Regions from separate parts of the Homo sapiens genome. Here regions 2 and 3 are each linked to region 1. The links are chromatin loops, found by intact Hi-C in ENCODE. Cell type or tissue: heart left ventricle. All regions are shown on one strand.

Region 1 (8,000 bases):
TTCCTCGGGGTGCAAACTGAGGCCGAGGGCCTCTTCAGAGCGCCCTTGACCGGTACTGCCTGACCCCAGAGGTCAGTTCTGCGGTCACTCGGGGTCTGAGATCCACGGAGAACCTCAGAGGTCAACTTGAGGGGCGGGTAGGGGTACGCGCGCGGGGCCGTGGGAGGCGAGATCCCGCAACCTGAGGAGCCAGGACCCCAGCAGAGAGCGAAACCTGGAGCTGGGGGAGGGGACGGCAGAGGACTGGAGGCCGGGCTGCACGGCAGGGGTCGAGTCCTCGCGGCCGCCCCCCCCCCCCACCCCGAGCGGAGGCTGCGCCGTCCGGCTGCGACCGAGTCCCCGGAGTCCCGGCCGGGTCGCCCCTCCCCCGTGGCCGCGCCGATTGGCGGCCTGCTGTTACCCGGACGCCGGCGCCGCCGCCGCGAGGACATCTGTCCGGGGCCCAACGCCGCGCTCCACGCCCCCTGCCCCTCCCCCAGACCCAGAACCGGGGAGAGGACGCGGCGGTGAAGCTGGGAGGTTGGAACCTGGAGGGCGGCGGAGTCCCGGAGTTAACGGGGCGGGGGGCGGGGCCGGCGCTGGCCCTGGGGACAAAGATCCCCACGCTGCCTGAGGGCTGGGCTCTGCAGACACCGAGGCAGGAAGAAGGACTCCGTATTCCCCGTCCCCCAGATCCTCAAATCCACTCAGGCTCAGACCTGAGTGTCCAGGTGGGGTGGGGGAGACCGAACCCTCCTGGGCCCTCGAGGCGCGCGAAGGCGACGCTGAAGGGGGGACGCCGGGACGCTGCTTCCTCCCTGCACACGCCGCCCGAGCTGCATCCCTAAACGCTCCAGGAGCTTCGCGGGTCCCCCCTGCCCTCCACAACCCCCGAAGCTGCCCCCAGCGACCTCTCCCCGCCCTCAGATGGGGCCGCAGGGGCGGGCGAATGTGTTGCGCTCGCCGTGGGTTGGGAGGAAGGGCGCGGATTGTAGGAAGTCCCTGCTCCTCCCTGGGCAGCCTGGCCCCGGGGACTCGCGCTCAGCCCGCGGCGGAGGACTCGGTCGGGAATGGTGCTGAGATTGCGCGGGTACGGCCCAGGGCCGTGACCGGGTGGCCACCGTGCAGTTTGGGAAGAGAAAAAGTTCGGGGGGGGGCCGACACCCCGAGATCGAAGAGGGAAAATGGGAGGAAAGCAGGCGGCAGGGAGGGAAGAGCGGCGGAAGAGGGACCAGGAGAGCTGGGGGTCCGCTCTGGGCCCCGGGGTCCCGCCCCACTCGGCAGCCCAGCCCAGCCCAGCCCCGCCGCGCCAGCTTCCCGGACCGGGAGAGGCTAGGGTCACCGACGCCTATTAATAGCCGCGAGCGGGTCCTTCCCGGGAGCTCCGCAGCGGTCGGCAGAGCCCAGCCACCGGCTGGGGTGGGGGCGGGGGTCCCGTAACACCCCCTCCGGAGGTTCAAGCGGCGCGGGGCGGGGCGCTGCGCCCCCCCACGCCGGCTTTGCGAAGTCGAGGCACCCACAGCCCACTCCCTCCCCACCTCCGACTCCGAGACCAGGTTTCAGATGAAGAGGGGTTCGTCTGTGGTTCAACTTGGGGCGCCGCGGCTACCCCAGCGCACTCGAAGGCGCGCCCAGCCCCCTCCCCCTCTTTCTGCCCAGCCGGCTTTTTGCTCTCAGCGCGCTCCGGAAAGTTTCGGGGTCCCCGCGGCGCCTCCCTAGCCCTAGGGGTCCGGAGTCCTGGCCCTTCCAGCCGCGGCGTCGGGGAGGGAAGTTTGTCCGGCCCAGGCTCGGCGGCCGCTAACTTCGGGTGCGCCCGCCTCCGAACCTGGGTGGGTGGATGGGGACGCCCGGGAGCCGCGGGCCCCGAGCGCCGCATCCAGAGCCCCGCGGGCGGGGAGACTCGGCCCTGGCGCGGACGCCGAGGTCAGGGCACCAGGGATGGGGTGGCCCGGGCTGCGAGAGCCGCTGGGGACCCTGCGCTGCCCCCCGCCGCCCCCCCCAGAGAGCATCCTCTTCCCTGCCTCCCCTAGGGGCGGGGACCCTCCGATCCCGCAGCGGCGACAGAGGGGTCCCCCGGCCCCGGACAGCCCCCTGCCCCTCAGGCCCCTTCTTACCTGGGCCGGGGTGCGGGCCCCGGGCTGGAGGCACTGTCGCGGGCGAGCAGAGCGCGCGCACCCCGGTTCCCCGAGCGCGGCGGCGGCGGCGGCGGCTTCCCCTCCTTCCTCCTCCTCTTCCTCCTCCGGGCTCGCTGGCTCCAGACAGCCCTCCTCCCCCTCCCGCCCTGCCGGCCCCTCCCGGAGCCCGCCCGGCTGGACTCGGCCTGCGACCCGGAGCCCAGCGGAGCCGGCGGGAGCCAGGCTGCGGCGCTCACTGCGTCAAGCGCGGGGCGAGCGCGGGGCGGCGGCGGCGGGGACCGCGCGCTCGGAGCCCGGGGCTGGCCGGGCAGGCGGGGGAGCGGCGGCTCCGGCTCCGACTCGGGCTCGGGCGCGGGCGCAGTGGTGGCGGCCGCGGCAGCGCCGAGGTTGTAGCACATTCTTTCTGAGCGTGATGGAAGGTTTCATGTGGGAGAGCGCGCGGGGAGGGATGGGGAGGGGGCGGGGGCCGCGGCGGGGGCGACCGGAGGGGCGGGGGGCGGGGTCGCTGCCCGCACGTCGGTGGGCTGGGGGGTGGCCGGAGGGGGGCTCCGGAGGGGAAGTTGGAGCCAGCCGCGGGGGCGGCGTGGGAAGCCGAGTGGCGGCCTCGCCCCCTCCTCCTGGCCCGCCCCGCTCGCCCCCTGCCCCCGCCCCAGGCCACCCAGAGGCTCCCAGGCTTCGGTTTGGAAGAGAAGCGTCCGAAGGTCTGGGGGTCGGGACCCTGGTGGCGCTGGGAGGTGGGCCCCTGGGTGGGGACACGGCTGTGCTCACAGGCGCCCGGCAACCTCGTGGAAGTTGACCCCAAGTCAGACCCTCTGTGAGCGCGCGCGTCCGCGAGGGCCAAAGCACAGCCCGCAGGACGCGCGTTTGCGGGGCGGGGGGAGAGCGGGGCACTTGGGGGCGGGGAGGTGGAGCGAGAGGGTCGTCGGGCCCCTGGCGGCCCCGCGTCCCCAGAGACTCGCCCTCCCCTAAGGTCGCCGACCCCTCCCTCCCTTCCCTCCCCGTTGCGCGTCGCCCCCCGCCTTTCGGCCGGGAGGAGGGGGAGGCGTGGGAGCGGCCCGGCGCCTTCCGATTCCCGGAAGGTTCGGTTTAGCGGATTTCCCTCTCCCTTCATGTGCCTCCGGAATCCCAGCGGATCCGAAATCGCGCCCTCGGGCTCTGAGCCGAGGGGTCCCCCGTCGCTCCCTGGTGGTCCCGAGCCCTCGCCGAGCGGTCTCACGGCTTCCCAGGGCGTCTCCCGCTCCCACCCGCCCCTTCCCCAGCCTGCGGCTTTCGTGTGGGCTAAAAATTCCAAACCAGGCTCAAGAGCGCCCTCGCCCGGCTAAGCCCCCGCGCGCCGCTTCACAAACCGGCCGCGTGCGGAGCTGCGGAGCCCGGGACCCCCAGCGCGCGCTGGGCGCGACACTCTGGACCCCGCTGCCAGCGCCGCGCCCCTCCGGCCGGGGAGCCCCACACCGTCAAGAGGGCAGGGAGAGGGGAGGGGAGGGGACTACTGGAGGGGAGGGGGCTGCTCCCCGGGTGTCTTTCCCGGAGGAGGTCCCGGGACAGGGGTGGGGGTGGCGCGGGAGGCCGCAGACAGCGCGCCCCGAGGATGGCCGGGCCGGGGATGGGCGCGCGGGGCTCCTGTCCGGACGTGGGTCCAACGGCCTCTCCGCAGCCCAGAAACTCCGTCCAGCCCGCGGGACGGCCGCCCGCCCTCCGACCCCGAGCCTCTACCACACTTGTTCCTGCAGGACGGGGTTGGGGGGACTGAGACCGTGATTGAGGCCGGGGCATGGAGGAAGTGCCGCCGCCTGCTCCCGGGATTGCTGGACACGAAGGGTGGAGGCCAAGGACGGAGCCCCTGCCTGCGGCTGTCCAGCCCTTAGTCCCTGCGCGGGGGCGCCCAGACCTCCAGGGAACAGGGAGACAGAGCGGGCCGAGCCCGGCCTGGGGGGGGTCTCTTCCTGGTCCCTCAGGGAGGGTCCCGGCTGCTCTGAAGCGCGCAGTGGCCTAGGTGCGCACACAGCCCCTTTCTCTCACTTCCCCCCTCCCCTACTCGAGGGGCCTGGAGAGTCCCGGACCTGGCTCCTTGGAGGAAGCTGGGAGAAGGGAGCTGTCCCGCGGACCTTCCAGGGCGCTGAGGAATTTCAGCCCTGACTGACTCCCTCTGCAGCGCCTTCCAATGCTGAAATATGCCCTCCTGTCCCGTGAGAAGGCAGGGCCCCCGCGGGGCCTGGCTGGCCTCGGGCTGCTGTCCCCCCTCAGGCTGGGAATGGGCCACCCCAGGACAGACCCGAAGAGAGGAGGTGGGAGGAAGGCTGGCTGTCTCTGGCCTCTTCTGGAGCTCTCTCTCCCCGCCTCTGTTTGCCTCTGTCAGAGAATATGTTTGTTCTCTCTCTCCCTCTTCCTCTCTCTCTCTCCCTCCACCCTCCTTTTCTGTCTCTTTCCCTCTTCCTCTTCCTCCTCTTCTCCCCTCTCCCTTTCCGCCTCTCCTCTCTCCTTTTCTTTCTCCGTCTTGGTCTCTTTCTCTCTGACATTCATCTCCTCCTGATCCCCCTCCCCCAGCAGACAGAGGTACCCAGAGGCAGCCTGTGTGGTGTAGACACCTTACAGCACATCCAGGGAAGATGCGTGTGGATACCCACCCCAGCTCCCCGCCGCAAGCCGGTGTCCCACAGGAAGATGCCGCAGCCTCACTGGGACAGGAAGGCTGGAACCCCCCCCACCCCATAGCTCACACTGTGGTTGTGCAGAGAGTTGCAAAGGCATCCTGCTTCACACACCCCCGAATCGCACACACCCCGCCCCACCCAGTGTAACCCTCACACGCAGGCACGCACACTGGTGTGGCACTATGACGATCCTTCCTGTGATGGAGGTTCCTAATGGCTGGTGGCTGGCATGAAGTCATTTAGTCCTCACAGCAACCCTAGAAGTGAACCAGCTGTGAAGATCTCCAGTTCCCAGAGGGTAACATCGAGGGGTCCAGAGATCAAGTACCTTGGCCAGGGTCACCATAAACTGGAAATGGCCAAGCCAGGGTTTGAATCCAGATGGTCAAACTTGAAGGCAGCTGTACTAAGCATGTTCCCATCTGCATATGCACATGCGTTCACGCACAGTCGCTCCACACACACGTGCTCGCTCAGGCCTCCTTTCTGAGGTGCTGCCACTGCCCGGCAGCAGCCCAGACGCAGCAGCGATGGCCCGGTCCATCAGACAGCCTGTCTTTCCAGAGATGAGTCAGCTGGGCCAGGACCTAGGACAGAGCTAGGGATGGTGGGTGCACCCCCACCCACCTGGGCACCGTTGCTAGATCCAGGGCTTAGCAGGTCCTTCTGATGTACAAAACGTCCTCGTTCAGAAGAAAACGGCCCAGTTTAAGACCTGCCTGGGCAACATAGTGAGACCCTGTCTACAAAAAATAAAAAATTAGCTGGGTGTGGTGGTGTGTGCCTATGGTCCCAGCTATTCAGGAGGCTGAGGTAGGAGGATCACTTGAGCCCAGGAAGTGGAGGTTGCAGTGAGCTATGATCGCACCACTGCACTCCAGCATGGGCAACAGAGCAAGACTGTCTCAAAAACAAAAAAAGAGCTAAACTGCCAGTAAGATTCTCATTTTTATGGAAACAAATCAACCACCATCTCATGACCCACCCAGCTACCCTTTGGGGAAGAGGCTGGTCAGTAAGAGCCGTAGGGGCCTGGGGCTGTGGGGCCTCAGGGCTTTCCTTAGGTGGTTGGAAGCACACCCCCTCCCCTCCACCCTGCCACTGCCCTGAGCCTGTGTCCCTGGACGCCCTGACTTGATGTGTCAGTTTCATCCAACAGAGTGTGAGCTTGAGAGAGCAGGACAGACTGACTCACCTCCAGGCCTCAGTGCCCCACTCCAGCCCCACATGACCACACCCACTTCCAGGATAAGTGAGGACTCATCTGGTGGCTTTGATACCTTTGCCCCCCTGCAGGTGGTTCCTGCGCCCTCTCTCTGCTGAGGATGGCCTGGCTGGAAGTGAATGACCCAGTTGCCTGAGTGTGTTTGGGGGAAGCAGGGGAGGGATAGAGCAGCTGGGATTAACCGCGAAGGAGTGGGGAGAGAATTCCCCCCGACCCCCGGACCCATCCTAAGGAAATGGTAACCAGAGAAGAATGGTGACAATCTCTTCCTGTCCCCAGAACTTCACAGCAAGAACAACAAATGCCCATAAAACCCCGAAGCCATAGATTAAATGATGTGTCCAATTTCTATCTCAGGCAAAGAGCCAGTTCCCCCTATATAAAGAGCTCTTACAAATCAATAAGAAAAATAGCCAAGAGGCCAAAAAAAAAAAAAAATAGACAGAGGTAATGAACAGAAAAGGAAATCAAAAGGATGTTTAAACAAATGAGAAAGTGCCTATGCTCACTCCTAGTGACAAAAGTGCATGCTGAAACTGTACTGATGTGATTTTTCACTCATCAGATGGGCACAGATTAAACAGTCTAAGGACACACCCTGTTGCAATAGTGTGGGGAAGCAGACACCCTTGGAACCTCTGAAACAATGTCAAAATTCCAAATGTACACACCCTTTGGCCCAGCATTTGCTTCTAGGAATCTGTCCTCCAGATACTCCTCCCAAATGTGAAAAATGATATATTGCTTTGTACAAGGTTATTCGCCGAAGCACTCTTTGTAACAGCAGCAGATTGGAAGGATCCTAAGTGCCCGCTGACAGTGCAGTGCTTAAATCATCATGGCACATCCAGCCGGATAAAGGTGGACTGATTGGAGTCCATCTGCAGATGTTCTTTAGTGTGAAAAAGCAAAAGGGGCCGGACAGTGTATATGGCACCTTTTTTTTTTTTTTTTTTTTACACTGTGTCAAAAAGGAGTTAATGAAATGACATTTTAGTTGCCTGCACACACTGATTACTGGAAGGAGACCCAAGAAACTAGAAATAGTGGGTGCCTCCTGTAGGAACCTGGGGGCTGCAAGTCTTGGGGAGAGGGTAGAAGGGGACTTTTTTTTTTTTTTTTTTCTGAGACAAAGTCTCACTCTTGTCCCCCAGGCTGGAGTGCAGTGGTGCGATCTCGGCTCACTGCAACCTCCACCTCCTGGATTCAAGTGATTCTCCTGCCTCGGCCTCCCGAGTAGCTAGGATTATAGGCACGTGCCACCACACCTGGCTAATTTTTGTATTTTTAGTAGAGACGGGGTTTCACCATGTTGGCCAGGCTGGTCTCGAACTCCTGATCTCAGGTGATCCACCCGCCTCAGCCTCCCAAAGTGCTGGGACTACAGGAGTGAGCCACTGCACCCGGCCGGGGACTCAATATAAAAAAATATTTTTAACGTATTATTTATTTACAGACAGTGAAATTCATACTTCTTCAGTTTTATACTGTTCAGAACTACAGTTCTGAAATTGGACAAATGTGGACACTGGTTGCCATCACTACCTCCATCAAAATACTGAACATTCCCATCACCCCAGAAAATGAGACTTTTCCCCATATGCCCCTGTAATGCCATTTGAATTCTGTGCAATGTGCAGACATGTTCCTTTATAATAAATTTCAATGTGAAAATGAAAATGGAAAATTGTTTTCTATCATCTCATCTGGTTCCCACTGTAACCCAGGGAGGTGAATCCTTCCTTCCCCCTTTTACAGGTGACAAAACTGAATTTTAGGGGGCAACTTGCCTAAGGAAATCCTGCAGGAGCAGGTTGGGATGGGAACCCAAGGCTTTTCTTTTTTTTTAAGACAGAGTCTTGCTCTGTCACCCAGGCTGGAGTGCAGTGGCACGATCTTGGCTCACTGCAAGCTCCGCCTCCCGAGTTCCCACCATTCTCCTGCCTCAGCCTCCCAAGTAGCTGTGACTACAGGTGCCCGCCGCCACGCCTTGCTAATTTTTTGTATTTT
Region 2 (8,000 bases), 540 kb before region 1:
GAGCTTTCAGTCATGGCGGAAGGTGAAGGGGGAACAGGCACGCCGCAATGCAAAAACAGGAATGAGAGAGCGAGAGAGTGAGCGAGCGTGAGTAGTGTTGGGAGGGAGGTGCCACACACTTCTAAATGACCAGATCTCATGAGAACTCACTATCATGAAGACAGACCCAAGCTGTGAGGGATCCACTCGAGGATCCAAACACTTCCCACGGGGCCCCACTTTCAGCACTGGGGATTACAATTCAACATGAGGCATGGGGCAGGGACACAGATCCAAACGGTTCTCACCCACCATAGTGGAAGACGATTGTCTGGTGCTTGTAGCAGCCTCTTCACGCAGTCTGTGCCAAGCTGAGTGCCAGCGCTTGGGTGGTGGGATGTGGGGTGGAGCTGCCGGGGGACCACCCTGGGTGCTGGGGATGGTATTCTTATAGACAGGTAGCTGGACCGTTCCCAGGTCTGGTCCTGTCTGTCCTCCTGCCCCATCCTTCCCAGGACCCTGTGCTCATCTTTCTCCAGCAGCCGCTCAGTTGGCCCCTGCCCTTCAGTCGCGGTGCCCCTGCAGGTGACCACCTCCTGGCAGCTCTGGTCTGGACCCCTCTTCCTGGTTGCCCTGTGTGCGCCAGGTCTCGAGGAGGTGCAGGAGCGATGCTTTTGAAGGAGCCATCAGAGCCCGGGGCTCAGGGCCCGAGGTGCTGGTGCCGAGGCGGCCTCTTATTGTGTTTGCTTGTGAGATTTCAAGGCTTCCCGCTTCTTGCCTGTCTTTCCTGCTGTTCTTGGAAACTAGGCTGAGACTGAGACTCTCTGAAAGAGCTATCCTTTGACCACACCGTCCGACTGCTGGTTCTGGAATCCATTACCTTCTCATCAGCATTACTGGCTTCAGTTCTCTGTCACCTGAAAGTGCCTCTTCATTTTCTTTGAGCTTTGCTAAGTCAGAGCACGGCCCGGGCTGCTGTCTCCTCTTGAACTCCCCCTGTAGAACACAGACTTCTGTAGGGCCGGCCTCAGCGGGGCCTAAATGCTTTGTGCTTCTGTCTGTTCTCTGGGCTTATTAATTGCTTGGAAGGCGACCCTTCTGCTCCCAGGCATACTCTGGCCAGATGAGAAACCTCTGTGACTTCTTTCCTGTGAAGGGACATCAGAGGCCCCCACGTGCCTGATGGGCCCGGCCCTGCTGGAGGGTCCAGTGTGCAGTTTGCCCTGGAGCACTGGGTGTCAGTCGGGCACGAGACCTGGCACAGCTGGCTGCTGTCTCTGGCTGGTTTCAAAGTACTGTGGATCCTTTCAGCCCTGTTCCCGCATCTGAGCGCCCTGCCTGGGCATGGCTTGTGTGAGGGCGAGCTGGCCTGGGGGTGCTGCCTGGGCGTGGCCAGCATGAGGGCATGCTGGCCCCAGGGGTTCTGCCTGCCTGTGTCTTCTGTGTTCACTCTGCCCTCCCTGGTGGCCAGGCCCTGGATGAGGGAGAGGAGGGGTTGGTCTGTAGGGCTGGTGGAGGTGGGCTGCCTGTGCCCACCACCAGCTTAAAGTGGGCGGGAAGCAAGTGGCATGCATGTGTGGCGCCCTGCAGCTTTGATGAGGAACACAGATAGTTCTTCGGAGGCTGGATTCAAGGCTCCCCCTGCCCCCCGCCACCAACAGTAAGACCTGTGTCAAGTCACTGCGCTGCTCTGGGCCAGTGTTCTCTTTATTGAAAGGGGGACACGGAGCTCTTCTCCCCAACTGCGTGTGAAGATCCGACGTGATCGTGTACTTGTGGAGGGCCCTGTGAGTTGGAGAGGGGCTGGTGCGAGCGTCCTCTCTGAGCAGCCGGAGGCTGATGGCCAGGAAGGTGGATGGAGCCGTCCTCGCTGTGGGGGTCGACCCCTAGTCTCCTGCGTTGGCCTTGGCTGTGGGCCTGGTAGAGGGCAGGTTTCCTCACGTGCTGGGTTGCCTGCCATGCCTGGGCCCCTTCAGGGCTCCCCGCTGCTCCTTGTGTTGTGCTCCACAGGGCGGGTGTCTGAGTGTGGTTCTGCATCAGGCCGTGATCTCGGGTGACTCACGCTGGACGTCAGTGGGGTGGTGCTCATGCCGCAGTCCACGGGAATGCGGGCTGGCGGTCCCGAATACGGCTCCTAGAGAGTCCACGGGAATGCGGGCTGGCGGTCCCGAATACGGCTCCTAGAGAGTCCACGGGAATGCGGGCTGGCGGTCCCGAATACGGCTCCTAGAGAGTCCACGGGAATGCGGGCTGGCGGTCCCGAATACGGCTCCTAGAATCACCGGGAGGGTTTGGTAAACGTGTGCATTTCTGGCTGCGCACAGTGGCTCACACCTGTAGTCCCAGTGGTTTGGGAGGCTGCCGCAGGGGGATTGCTCGAGCCTAGATGTTTGAGATCAGCCTGGGGAACGCAGTTGAGACCCCGTGTGTACCAAAACAAAAATTAGCGGTGCTCAGTGGTGTGCACCTGTAGTCCCAGCTACTCAGGAGGCTAAGGTGGGAGGATCACCTGAGCCCAGGAGGAGCTGTGATTGCACCACTGCACTCCAGTGACTGAGTGAGTCCCTGTCTCTAAAAAACAAAAACAAAAACCAAAGTGGATTTCTGGGTAAACCTGAGATGCACTGGGCTTTCTTTTCTGTTTTTAGGGACCAGGTTTGGGGTAGTTCTTAGGAATTTCCCGTGTCTGGCAGCATTGAATGTGGTGGTGAAGTCGGCGACAGGGACACAGATGTGGTGAGAAGCTGGGGCCACGGGGGCCCCCATGGGAGGGCTGAGTGCATTTGCTGTTCTTGTGTGGAGACATGCGTGCCTCTGTGGGCGAGCTTGGGGATCCCCTCCTCTCAGCCGTGGGGACCTGAGGTGACATCAGATGTCCTGGAAGCAGAGGGCTCTGTGGCTGGGAGTGCCCTGGGCCTGTGCCGGGTGGGCTGGCGTCTGCTTGCCTTCGGGCCCAGGCTTTGCTGGGATTTGGGGCTTGCCGAGGCCCGAGGCCCCGTGGGTGTGGAGGAGCTGCTGCCACTAGGTGGTGCCCCCGCCTTGGTGATCCTTCCCACAGCAGCTTCCCTTGGGTCTCTCTGGCCTAGTGGACCGCTGCTCTCCCACCATGGGACTTGCTTGCTGACACTGGGGTTTTGGTCGATGGGGATGTGAGGGGCTTGTGGCCACTGTTCCTGACTGCCTTCAGGGGGGCGCTTCTGGCTGTCCCATGCCTGCCTTGTTTCTGACCAGTGTCCTGGGGCCCTCAGGCCTGTGGGCTCTGGGCTGTGAGCTCCTGGCGTTGAGGTCAGACGTCCTTTGTGTGGGCCCTTCCCTAAGGACAGGGTGCTGACGTCCTGCAGTCCTCAGAGGGCTCTTCGGCCTCGCCCCGGGCTTGGATAAACCCTGGCTGAGCCCCAGGAGAGAGTGGCCTGGTCACCCTCTTCCCCATGTAGGGCTTCTTATGTCTTAGGAGAGGAGGCTGGGCAGGCTGGCTGGGGTGGGTCAGTGAAACCATGGGAAGACCCTGTGGAACGAGGTCCTTATGTGTCACACAGGCCTGGGCACATGTGACATGTGCAGCACACGGGTTCACGCAGGCTGGGGGCATGTTAGTTTCTACGACTTTGAAGTCACAGGCAAGGAGGGACACAGTGCGTGTGGATGAGCCTGCGTGAACACACGTGGGGAAGGGCAGGATGCCAGTGCCGGGAGTGTGGTGTGGACACCCTCATCCTTAGGGTGCTGGAAGTTGGGCTGAGGGAGTTAGCAGCAGTGCGAGGCGTGTGTCTGGAGGCAGCGATGTGATCAGCTTGGTCTCCCAGGAGCATGGTCTGTCTCGGGGAGTGACTTACGGGTGAGGAAAGCGGAGGCCAGCACACACCCTTTGAGGTACGTGTCATCCTCGGCAAGACCTCGGGCACAGGAGGGGGAGGAGGAGTAATACAGAGAGGCCAGTGGGAAAGATGGCGTGAGGCTGGAGCCCATCTGGGAATGCAGGATGCTTGCTTCTCTTTGGAAAATCACCTGTTTCAGTAGAATGAAAGGGGGTGCAGGCCATCTCTGTAGGCGAACAGCACAACCATTTGTAACAATCCAAGACTCGTTTGTGATTTAAAGTTCTCAGCAAGCTAGGAAGAGAAGAGAACTTCCTCAACCAGCTAAATGATACCTGCAGAAAACCAGCTGATATAATACAAGGTGGACGGACTGCATCCCTGACATGGAGACCAGGCAGGGTGTCTGTTCCCTGCACCCCTGGTTGCACTGTACTGGAGATCTTCACCAGTATAATTAGGGAAGCAAAAAGAAAAGATGGACAGACTGGAAAGGAGGAAGTAAAACTGTACCTGGAGACAACATAATTATCTATAGAAATTCCCAGGGAATAAATGACAAGCCAGTAGGACTAAACCGTGAGGTTTACAGGGTCACGGGATACAAGGACAATGTACCAAAATGGGTTATGTTTCTGTATACTAGCAGTGAGCCACTCGAGGTACATACCATGTATGATGGCATCAAAGTCCATGAAATATTAGGAATGCATATAAGAAAATCTGTGTAAGATTTGTACACTGAGAAGCTTAAGACGCAACTGAGACATTAAAGATCACCTGATGTAGAAAAATGGAGACATTGTAAGAGGAAAAATGAACTCTTTTCCCCTCTGCTCTCACACAGCCTCTGACACCAGATACTGGAAGGTTTCCCCCACACCAAGCAGTTCTCCAGGGGTCACCAGCTGGATGTCCTGCAGCCTCATCTGCACACTCTCCACCTGGAGTTCCATCAGCTTCCAATGGGTCAGGGCCCAGTCCCACACATCTGTGCCCCCTTCAGATTCCAGGTGCAAGTAGTAGGCCGGCATCTCTGCTTCATTTTACGGTTTTCTTCTCTTCCTCTTTCACTGACATCAGCTGTACTTCTGACTGACAGGCTGTTAAACGAGGCCCCTGCTACCCACTCCTTGGGTTTCATTAATTGGCTAGTGTGGCTCACAGAACTCGGGAAGATGCTTTGTTATGTTTAGTCATGTCTTATAAAGGATGTTACGAATAATACAGGTGAACAGGTTGGCAGAGTGAGGTGTGAGGAGAGGCGCGGAGCTTCCATGCCCTCTCTGGGCACACCACCCTCCAGGAGCCTCTGTGTGTGCAGCTCTGAACCCTGGCCTTATTTGTGGGTTTTTATGGAGGCTTCATCACAGAGGCATGATTGATTACACCATTGGCCGTTGGAAATCAACTCACCCTTCGGCCCCTCTCCCCTCCTAGGAGGTTGAGGGGTGGGACTCAAAGTCCCAACCCTCTAATCTCACCTTGGTGTTTCGGATAACCACCCTATCTGAAGCTGCCTGGGGGCTGCCAACCAGCACTCAGCTCATTAGTTCACAAGAGACACTCTTCTCACTCCAGATAAGGAGCTGCATGTATGTCAGGGAACAGAAAGACCAAATATATATTTCAGAGTATCGTAAAGGTACTGTGGTCGTGTATTGGAAGATTCATTATTGTTAAGATGGCAGTTTGCTCAAATTGACCCAAATATTTAACATAGTCCCAATCAAAGCCCCAGCAGAAATTGATGAACTGATCTCTAAAATTTCTTTTTTTTTTTTTTTTTTGAGACGGAATCTTACTCTGTCGCCCAGGCTGGAGTGCAATGGTGCGATCTTGGCTTACTGCAACCTTTGCCTCCTGGGTTCAAGCAATTCTGCCTCAGCCTCCCCAGTAGCTGGGACTACAGGCATGGACCACCATGCTTGGCTAATTTTTGTATTTTTGTAGAGACAGGGTTTCGCCATGTTGGTCAGGCTGGTCTTGAACTCCTGACCTCAAGTGATCCACCCGCCTTGGCCTCCCAAAGTGCTGGGATTACAGGCATGAGCCACTGTGCCCGGCTGACAATTTCTAAAATTTCTATGGGAATGTAAAGTACCTATAAATTGTTATAGCCATAACAGTTTCAAAAAAGAACAAGTTATACAGCTTACACTGGCCAATTTCAAGACACGTTGTAAATTGCATAAATTGAGACACTGTGGTATTAAGTATAGACATGTAAATCAGGAGAACAGAGTAGAATGTTCAGAAATGATTGAAGAATACAGTGTTGATTGTTGTCAAAGTGTCCAGATAATTCAGTGGGAGAAAGAATCTTTTCACCGAGGGTGGTAAACCAGTAGGCTCTTCGTGGTGAGGATGAGCCTTAACACCTGTCTCATGCTGGACACAAGATTTAACTCAAATGACGCATAGACCTATGTGTAAAAGTCACAAAATCTGGAAGCTAGGGTTTGGCAAAGAGGTCTTACAATACAACGAACATGAACCATAAATGAAAAAATTGATAAATTAGACTTCATCAAAATTGAAAACTTCTGCTCTCAAAAGATACAGTGAAAAGGCAGACCATAGACTAGGAAAATATTTGCGAGATATTAACATGTATCTGACCAAAGATGTGCTCCAGGATAGAGAAGGAACTCTTACAAATTAGTAAGATTACCATAGTTTAAAAAATGGTCAAAAGACTTTTAACAGATACTTTATTATTTATTTATTTTTTTGGAGATGGAATCTTGCTCTGTCGCCCAGGCTGGAGTATAGTGGCATGATCTTGGCTCACTGCAACCTCCGCCTCCCAGGTTCAAGCAATCCTCCAGCCTCAGCCTCCTGAGTAGCTGGGGTTCCAGGCGTGCACCACCACACCCGGCTAATTTTTGTATTTTAATAGAGACAGGTTTCACCATGTTGGCCAGGCTAGTCTCAAACTCCTGACCTCAGGTGATCTGCCTGCCTTGGCCTCCCAAAGCACTGGGATTACAGGTGTGAGCCACTGTACCCGGCCTGCTTTTAACAGATACTTTACAAGAGAAGATATATAGGTGGTAAATAAGGACATGAAAAGATGGTCAACATTGTTAGTTATTAGGGGAATGCAAATTAAGACTGTAATCGCCCAACAGGGTTCTTCTTGCTGCCCAGAAAGCCAATGCACTGAGAACGGCAGGTGTGGCAGCAGAGAGGGAGTTTAATGATTGCAGAGCCAGCCGAGGGAGGTGGACGCGAGATAACTCTCACATCTGTCTCCCTGAGAATTAGGAGGCGAGGGCTTGAGGGTGTTTTGGCGGGCAGCGGCCTAGGGAGTGGTGAATGCTGGTTGGTTGTGTTGGGGATGCAATGATAGGGGTGTCAGGACTGTCTCCGTGCAGCTGAGTCAGTTCCTGGGAGATGGGGTCACAAGTCCAGGTGGCATCTCTTGATCTGCTGAAATGCTAAATCTGAAAAATATCCCAAAGACCAGTTTTTTAGGTTTCACAGCAGTGATGTCTGTAGGAGCCGTTAGGGAAGTTCCGAATCTGACAACGTCTGGTTACGTGACTCCGGGTAGCAGGCACTGTAGAAGAGCAAGCTAAGTAAGCAGTGACAGGTCATGGTTTACCCGTGCCTGTTCTTTAGCAAAGTTCAGGCCCCTGTAGCAATGCCAGTCTTAATCTCCAAACAAGGACGGGTGTCATTTTTCCTTGCCTTGAAGTTTAACTATAAACTACATTCCTCTCATAGTTATCTTGGCCTCTGTATTAGAATAAGCAAAAAAAAAAAAAAAAAAAAAAAGAAAAGATCCTGTGAGGTTAGAAGCAAGGTGGAGTCAGTAATGTAGATTTCTCTCGTTACTTAAAATTCTGTAAAGGCGGTTTCAAGACTGCAGTGAGATACCACTGGGCACCCAATAAAATGGCTAAAATTAAGCAGACTGACCATCCTGACTGCTGGCAGAGATGCAGAGCAGCCAGGCCTGTTGCCCCTGGGAGTAGCAAGTGGTACGGCCACTTTGGAAATGGTTTGGTAGCTTTGTACACACTTACGGTGTGACCCTGCAGTTCCATTCCTCGGTATTTAATCTAAGAGAAACCCAAGAGAAAATGTGGTCTCATGAAGACTTGTACAGGAATGTTTGTAGAGCCTTATTCTAACAGTCTGAGAGCAGGAACAACTCAGGTGCCTGTCAGCAGGTGAAGGGATACGTGGACCGTGGCG
Region 3 (8,000 bases), 95 kb before region 1:
GTCTTGAATTCCTGGCCTCAAGCATTCCTCCTGCCTCAGTTTCCCGTAGTGTTGGGATTACAGGTGTGAGCCACCACGCCCAGCCCAGTTATTAAATGTTTTGAACATCACTCCTATCTGTCCCCATGCGGTTATTGTGAGGACAACAGGAGTCCATGCTTGTAAACTTTGGAGAGCAGGGCCTGGCACACAGCAAGGGCTCCGCGAATGTTTTTATTGTTGCGTTTCTCAGGCAGGCAGACTCTCCCCAGACCCATCCCATCCTTACAGATGGTAATTCCAGAGAAAGAAAATGCTTTCATTTCCCAACACCCATATACCCAATCTCACGGAGGGACCGACGGCCGGGCTGTGATCCATTGCTGTGGTTGGGGAGATGGAGTTCTCTGATTGGCTCCGATTGGTTCATGGCTTCACCCCTTTGGTGGGGACGGCATCCCTGGGAGTGCGAAGGAAAGAGGCTCTGAGGCCGGGGTAGTGGTTGCTGGGTAGATACTAACACACACGCACACACGTACACACACAGGCACACACATGCACACATGCACACACATATGCACACATGCACACATGCACACACAGGCACACACAGGCACACATGCACACACAGGCACACACATGCACACACGCGCGTGCACACACACAGCACACACGTATGCACACTCGCACACATGCACACGCACACACGCATGCACACATGCACACGCACACACGTGCAGACACGCACACACATGCACACACACGTGCACACACAAACACGCACGCACGCAAACGCACGCACACACAGAAAAAAAAGAAAAAAGAAAAAGAAATGTCTTCTCCACTGGGGCATATAAAAACCCACTTTGCATAAAAGGAAAGTTACGATGTTGCTGCATTGAAGACAATATTATAAAGATGTAATTTCCCTCCAAGTTAGTCTATAAATTTAAAGCAATCCCACACAAAAGCCCAGCAAGCGTTCTGCAATGTGGGATCGTGATTCTAAGGCTCATCTGAAGAATGCTCTCATGAGAACAGCAGAGAAAAATGTGGGAATAGAAAGGAATAATGAAGAGGGCTTACCCTATCAGACATTAAAATGCATCACTAGCTAAACCAGCTAAAGCAACCTGAATCTGGGGAGGAAGAGACAGATAGATCAATGAGTGAGAACGCAGGAGCCGGGAACAGACAGCACCTAGACGAGGATTTAGTGAGAGGTGGGAGTGGCGTCTCGCGTCAGTGGGTGTACAATGGATTGCTCGATAACCGTGCCGAACACCTGGTCAATCATTTGAAAGAAAATTCCAAAGCTCCCTACTTTGTATGCCAAACTGAAATAAATCCCAGAGTAGTAAATGTTTAAGATAAAAGGATATTGGGCCGGGCGCGGTGGCTCATGCCTGTAATCCCAGCACTTTGGGAGACCACAGCGGGCGGATCACTTGAGTTGAGGAGTTCGAGACCAGCCTGGCCAACATGGTGAAACCCCATCTCTACTAAAAATACAAAGATTAGCCGAGCATGGTAGTGGGCACCTGTAATCCCAGATACTCAGGAGGCTGAGGCAGGAGAATCTCTTGAACCCGGGAAACGGAGGTTGCAGTGAGCCGAGATCGCACCACTGCACTCCAGCCTGGGCGACAGCACAAGACTCTGTCTCCAAAAGAAAAAAAAAGATATCGAAAAACAAAAAGCAAATTATATATTATTTTCTATTAGGAGCAGTCTGGGTTTCTTAGTGATTAAAAATAGGGCCTGTGGAAATCTTCCAGGTGAGGCCTCTGCGGCATGGCATGGTGTGGTGCAGCTCACCCGTGCTGTGCAGAATGCCAGCGATCCATCCGTCTTCACCGCTGCCGGCGTTTAGTCTCTGGTCATATTGTAATTCGGTCCTTCCCCTGTTGGTGGACGCTTCAGTCGTTTCTATTTTTGGCTGTTGTGAATGGGACTATTATGAAATTCTGAAACAAAACAGAATCTGTAAAGACAAGAGATGGATAAATTTTGTTAAATAAGCGTTCAAAACATCTTCACATCAAAATAAACATGGGCCCATGGGCACATGCCTCGGTGCAGCTTTTGTTTTTTTCTTTTTTTTGAGATGGAGTCTCACTCTGTCCCCAAGGCTGGAGAGCAGTGGCACAATCTTGGCTCACTGCAACCTCCACCTGCCAGGTTCAAGCGATTCTCCTGCCTCAGCCTCCCGAGTAGCAGGGATTACAGGCGCCCACCACCACCATGCCCAGCTAATTTTTTTTTTTTTGTATTTTTAGTAGAGATGGGATTTCACCATATTGGCCAGGCCGGTCTTGAACTCCTGACCTTGTGATCCGCCCACCTCGGCCTCCCAAAGTGCTGGGATTACAGGTGTGAGCCACCGCACCCGGCCCTCGGTGTGACTTTTTGGTGGGTGGGGTCTGTCTGCCTGTCTGGCCCCCCAGGTCCCATAGCTGCAGGTGGCGGCCCTGCAGCCCTCCCTGGAGACTTAGCCCCTGGAGCTGCCCACCCTAATGCAATGATGTATCAGGAAGTTCGGTCCCCACCCCTGGTTGCCTGCAGTAAGTTCCTGACGGACCCAGGGCAGGGCAGATTCTGTGATTCCTTCTGTGTTGCAGAGTCCTCTGTGGGATCAGGCAGAGGCCTCATAGGGCATAGGGCATCCAAGCAGCTCAACTTCTCCACTCTCCTTCCCTGTCAGAGGAAGGGCAGGTGGAGCCGGGAACTGGCAGCGTCCTGGCCGTGCTGGTCTGCGAGGGCTGCCATAACGAACACCCCAGGCTGGCCGATTTAAACCACTGACATTTATTGCTCACAGCTCTGGAGGCCGGAAGTCCTCGGTCAAGGTGTGGCAAGGCTGATTCCTCCTGAGGCCTCTCTCTTTGGCTTGTGGATGGCCGTCTCCTCCCTGGAGCCTCACAACACCGGCCCTCTGTGGTCCGTGTTCAAATCTCCTCTTCCGGCCGGGCGTGGTGGCTCACGCCTGTAATCGCAGCACTTTGGGGGGCCGAGGCGGGAGGATCACCTGAGGTCAGGAGTTCGAGACCAGCCTGGCCAACATGATGAAACCCCATCTCTGCTAAAAATACAAAAATTAGCTGGGCATGGTGGCAGGTGCCTGTCATCAACTACTCAGGAGGCTGTGGCAGGAGAATCACTTGAACTTGGGAGGCAGAGGTTGCAGCAAGCCGAGATCGCACCACTGCACTCCAGCCTGGGCAACAAGAGCGAAACTCGTCTCAAAAACAAAAACAAACAACTCTCCTCTTCCTCCTGAGAGAACCCCCTAATCACTTGCAAAGAATTCCTGTCTCAGGCTCTGCCTCGAGCAAGCTCAGCCTAAAACAGTTAGTACCAGACGTGGCCCTGCAGACCTGAAGGATGACCTCTTGATACTGCCCCCACCCACTCGGCAGGTGGCCAGGGGGCCCCTGGTAACAGTCTTTGGCAGGCTGGGATGTTTCCTGAAAGGTAAAAGACAAGCGACGGTGCCTAGTACCTTCTACCACGAAGACAGGAGCACCGGGCTCCGTAGGCTGTGTTAGATGCAGGAGCAGATTATTCTGCGTTAGGTAAAACGGCTCTGCCACACTCATCAACAGGCATGGAAAATGCCAGGTTCAAGTGGCGCCTTGATGCAAGGACTCTGCCACAGCTCGAGGCTCAGGTCCAAGGAATCCTGCCACTTGGGCCGTTTGGCCGGCAGATCCCGTGGCGCTCCAGGCACCCGCGGTGGGTGAGTGTGCTGGGTAGGATGTCAGGCCAGGCACAGTGCAGTTCCGTAGCACAGGGCAAGACCGGAGTCCCCGAGCAGGGCCACGCCGCAGCGGGGAACCACATCCAATTCCAAAACAGCAGCTCCTGGCGTGCTGGGGGGCCTGGTCCTGGCCGGGCAACTAACCACGGGGTGTCCAGTGACCGTGCCGCCTGCAGGCTGCCGGCCCTGAGCCAGGGGCTGAGAAACCCAACAAGCCACGGGCACACACTGGCCCATCAGCAGGACTGGGCTTGGCCAGCTACACAGAAGGATGGCCCGGACGCCAGCGTCTCCTGATTGTTTCTCCCATGGCTCTGTATCAGCTCACGCCTGTGGGTTCAAAGATGGGCTGATGAGAGACAGAAGGCTGGGCTTGTGGGAGCTGAGAGCACGCAGCCCACCAGGCCACGCTCCCCTGTGCAGAGAGAAGGGACGCAGGGTAGGGATCCACACGGACTCATGAGCAGCGGCAAATGGCGTGGCTGCTGGGCTGGGGAGGCGGAAGGAGCAAGATTGGAATACTGGGGACAAATAATTTTGGAAGAGACATGGGGGACCTGCAGGAGTGGGCGCAAAGTACGAGAATCTTTGCAGCTCACTGTGGCACCCACCAGAGGGAGCCCACGGCAGACGAGGCTCTGAGAAACCAGGTGGAAAGGATGGCTCATGCCGGGACACCAGCCAGCCTCCACCCTCAGCCAGCCAGTCTCCACCCTCAGCCACCCCAGCCTCCACCCTCAGCCAGCCAGCCTCCACCCTCAGCCAGCCAGCCTCCACCCTCAGCCACCCCAGCCTCCACCCTCAGCCAGCTAGTCTCCACCCTCAGCCAGCTAGCCTCCACCCTCAGCCAGCCAGCCTCCACCCTCAGCCCAGCCTCCATCCTCAGCCAGCCAGCCTCCACCCTCAGCCCAGCCTCCATCCTCAGCCAGCCAGCCTCCATCCTTGGCCACCCCAGTTTCTATCCTCAGCCAGCAGCCTCCATCCTCGGCCATCCCAGTCTCCACCCTTGGCCACCCCAGCATCGCCCTTGACCACTCAGTGCTGGTGCGGTGGCTCTTATTTGGCACAGCCATGGTAGCAGGGAGGGAGGTTCTGCAGGGCCCAATAGCAAGAACTTCCCCTCACCAGGGTTCATCTAGCTTCTGCCACTGCCAAATGTCTGAACCTCGCTATGAGGCCGTCTCTTGGTGGTGGTGGCAAGTGGATTTCAGTGGACTCCTTCCGGCCTGGACTCGTGCTACCTGGGATTCAGCCAGGACCAACCCCAAGGCCCATGGAGTGTCTCATGCGCTGGCACGAGGACCCACCTAACCTCACTCTGGCTTAAGGGACCCGCTTTATGGAGGAGAAGGTGAGTCGGTAAGCACAGGACCCCGGGATTCTCTGATCCCACCACACAGTACAGCACCCCAAAACTGCCAGCTGGATAGAGTGGTGGGTGGAATTGTAATGACAGCAAGGGGACCTGCTTGGAGATGACGCTGTGAAGACAGGGACACGTCCTTCGGCATGTGGCTTACACGTTGACACGGTGGTGCTATTTATACAGGGCTGTTTCCCCAATGAATAGAAGACAGGTTCCCGAGAGCCAGACGGGAGGAGGCGGGGGTGACCCCACGGTCCGTCACCACTGGTGACCCACCTGGGGAATGTCTGCTTTCCATCCCACAACTTTAGGCTCCGCGGCTCCCAGGATCCTGGCTCCCAGAGGCAAGAGACTTCCACCAGGGGACACAAGCAAAAGGATTACTTTTGAGATAAGAAAAAAATCAATAAAAGTTATTATTATTTCACATACTGGCTGGGCGAGGCAGCTCACACCTGTAATCCCAGTACTTTGGGATATCAAGGCGGGCGGATCACTTGAGTCCAGGAGTTCAAGACCAGCCTGGGCAACATAACAAAACACCGTCTCTGTGTCTCTATTTTAAACGTCCCACTACATTTAAAACGATTGCAACAGCGAAACAGCCAACTGACTCCATGTTTTCTAAGGGGACTTTTCCTTCTGCACCTAGGCTAGGATAGTTTTAGAGCACTGAGGCAAAAATGCAAAAACAGCAATCATGTGACTTTTAAAACTAACTCTGGGATTAAAGGGAGCTGTATAAACAGATAACTAGGTTTTGTTAAAGATTTACAGGAGCACTGTGACCTGGTCAAGGACTAAGAAGTGTCCAGCATCCTTGGACCCTCCCTGGCTCCCAGATGTCTGTGGTCATCAGTCACCTCTTGGTCCCAACCACCCTCCCCCACATGTAACATAAACCAAGGCTGAAACTTGTGCTGACTAAAGATGGTGTTTAGGGCGCTAGTCCACCGTCCTTCCGGTCGGCTGGCCCTCCGAATACGCCTGCTTTTCCTCCCACCAGCACCCGTCTCCCAAGTTTTGCCTCCTATAATAACAGCAAGCAGGTGAACCTGGGTTTGATTACGTGGTAGATGCTACCTGTTTACCCTGAGCTCCTTTTACCAAGATAGAAACAAGCAAAGAAAGCACTCACCTGTGGCCGGATGCGGTGGCTCACACCTGTAAACCCAGCACTTTCGGAGGCCAAGGCGGGTGGACCACCTGAGGTCAGGAGTTCAAGACCAGCCTGACCAACATGGTGAAACCCCATCTCCACTAAAAATACAAAAGTTAGCCGGGCGTGGTGGCGGGTGCCTGTAGTCCCACCTACTCGGGAGGCTGAGGCAGGAGAACCGCTTGAACCAGGGAGGTGGAGGTTGCTGTGAGCCGAGATCGTGCCATTGCACTGCAGCCTGGGCAACAAGAGTGAAACTCCATCTCAGGAAAAAAAAAAAAAAAGAAGAAAAGAAAAAAAGAAAGCAGTCACCAGCTGGCAAGAGTAATGGACCGTGATCAGCATGAGAAAGCAAGGCTGCCTGTGATGAGCGCTTATGGTTGGGGTTAGGGTTAGGGTTGGGTTAGGGCTGGGTTAGGGTTAAGTTAGGGTTAGGTTTAGGCTTATGGTTAGGTTTGGGTCATGGTTAGGTTTCAGTGGTCAGCCTGGGCGTACTGCACCTGTGGGTTAGGGTTAGGGTTAGTTTGGTGTTAGAGTTAGGCTTATGGTTAGGGTTATGGTATGGTTACAGTTACAGTTAGGTTTCAGTCTTGGGCCTGGGCATACTACACCTGTGGGTACTTGTGTTCACCCCTCTACCCCTCTCCAAATGTCTCAGCAGGTGAACCAACTAAAATGCAGGCAAGCTGTGTCGGATAGAAGCCATCTAATGCGAGAATCAAATGCATTTCAATAGTGCAAAGTGAGTCGGCAGCAGATGCTGTTGGTGACCTACCTACATGCTGTGGGATTCCCCCAACCCCTCTGGGGTACCCATGCTCCAGCTGCTGCCTGGCGTCTCTGCTGAGGTTCACACCTGCTTCCCCTCTGGAGGGTTTTCCTCGGGCGGTTTGCACCACCCCTCTCGCAGGTGCCCAGGGATCCTGCTCCCTCACCCTGGGGCAGCTTGTTGTCAGTGACCACCTCACAGCAGGGCACAAAAGCCTCACCGTCTTGCAGCAGGACAGGCTGCATGACAGCCTTCCCCAGCTGAAGTTCCAGGGAGGAATTAAGTCCTTCAGAAAAATGATTTGAGTGACTGTTTTCTCAAGCCTGCCAAGGATGGTTGATAGATAGTACCATACTCGATGCGTGGGAGAGAACATAGCTGATTATAGATGGTCCAAATCTTAGGGCTAAAGTCCAGAAGATTCACTGATTATATTAGTTTAAAAGGCAACACCAATCACAATGGGTGGCTGTCCTTGTTTAGAAATTTAGTCCCAGGAAAGGAAGAATCACGAACACTTTGGACTTAAGGACACTGGGCACAGCTGAAGGTGACGGCACTTATTAAAAGCAGAGGGATTGGCTGGGCGTATTGGCTCACGCCCACCATCCCGGCGCTTTCGAACATTAATCCGAAATAGGCCACGAATTTAAATGCAAAAAGTAAACTGTAATCTTCTAAAATAAAATATAGCAGAAATACTAGAACATCTTCAGGACCACTGGCTCGGCAATGTGGTACCAAAAGCATGATCTACGAAAGTGAAAAATGGATCAACTAGACCTCAAAACGTTAAAAAAAAATGCTTGCATTCAAAGGATGAAAAGACAAGCCACAGGCAGGGAGAAAATGTTTGCAAAGCACACATCTGACAAAGGTGTCGTTTCTAGAAAAATGTAAAGAACACTTAAGACCCCACAGTAGAAACAAACGAAACATTTAGAAAATGGGAAAAAAGGCTGGGCAC

What was found. A loop is a pair of places that touch in the nucleus more often than their neighbours do. Peaks named below come from ENCODE experiments on the same cell type or tissue, not always from the same donor. Only the 100,000 strongest peaks of a DNase experiment are listed, where the experiment ranks them.
Region 2: it touches region 1 in a loop (5-fold over the local background); 69 of 110 quality-filtered maps call a loop at or near these places.
Region 3: a loop joins it to region 1, with 7 times the contacts of the local background. A loop is called at or near these places in 44 of 110 quality-filtered maps.

The regions. Positions count from the first base shown.
Region 1 is chr7:1,660,264-1,668,263 of GRCh38, reverse strand. It overlaps a transcript of ELFN1 not described here. Among named protein-coding and RNA genes, the nearest start is that of ELFN1, 6.0 kb to the left of the region's middle. In heart left ventricle, CTCF peaks have their summits at 3,230 and 3,429; DNase peaks (open chromatin) are centred at 413, 2,213, 2,913, 3,363 and 6 weaker places; H3K4me3 peaks cover 4,059 bases; H3K27ac peaks cover 3,122 bases; H3K27me3 peaks cover 2,404 bases.
Region 2 is chr7:2,204,662-2,212,661 of GRCh38, reverse strand. The region is part of intron 10 of MAD1L1 (mitotic arrest deficient 1 like 1); the gene reads left to right. It overlaps LOC105375126 (a long non-coding RNA gene), which reads right to left. Exons shown (of 3, transcript XR_001745062.3): 3 at 7,462-7,538. Among named protein-coding and RNA genes, the nearest start is that of MAD1L1, 24 kb to the left of the region's middle. RefSeq lists enhancers at 2,736-2,885, 3,381-3,914. In heart left ventricle, CTCF peaks have their summits at 2,799 and 3,002 (motif pointing right); a DNase peak (open chromatin) is centred at 3,001.
Region 3 is chr7:1,755,106-1,763,105 of GRCh38, reverse strand. No RefSeq gene overlaps it. Among named protein-coding and RNA genes, the nearest start is that of ELFN1-AS1, 17 kb to the right of the region's middle. In heart left ventricle, a CTCF peak has its summit at 4,347 (motif pointing right); a DNase peak (open chromatin) is centred at 3,700; H3K27ac peaks cover 542 bases.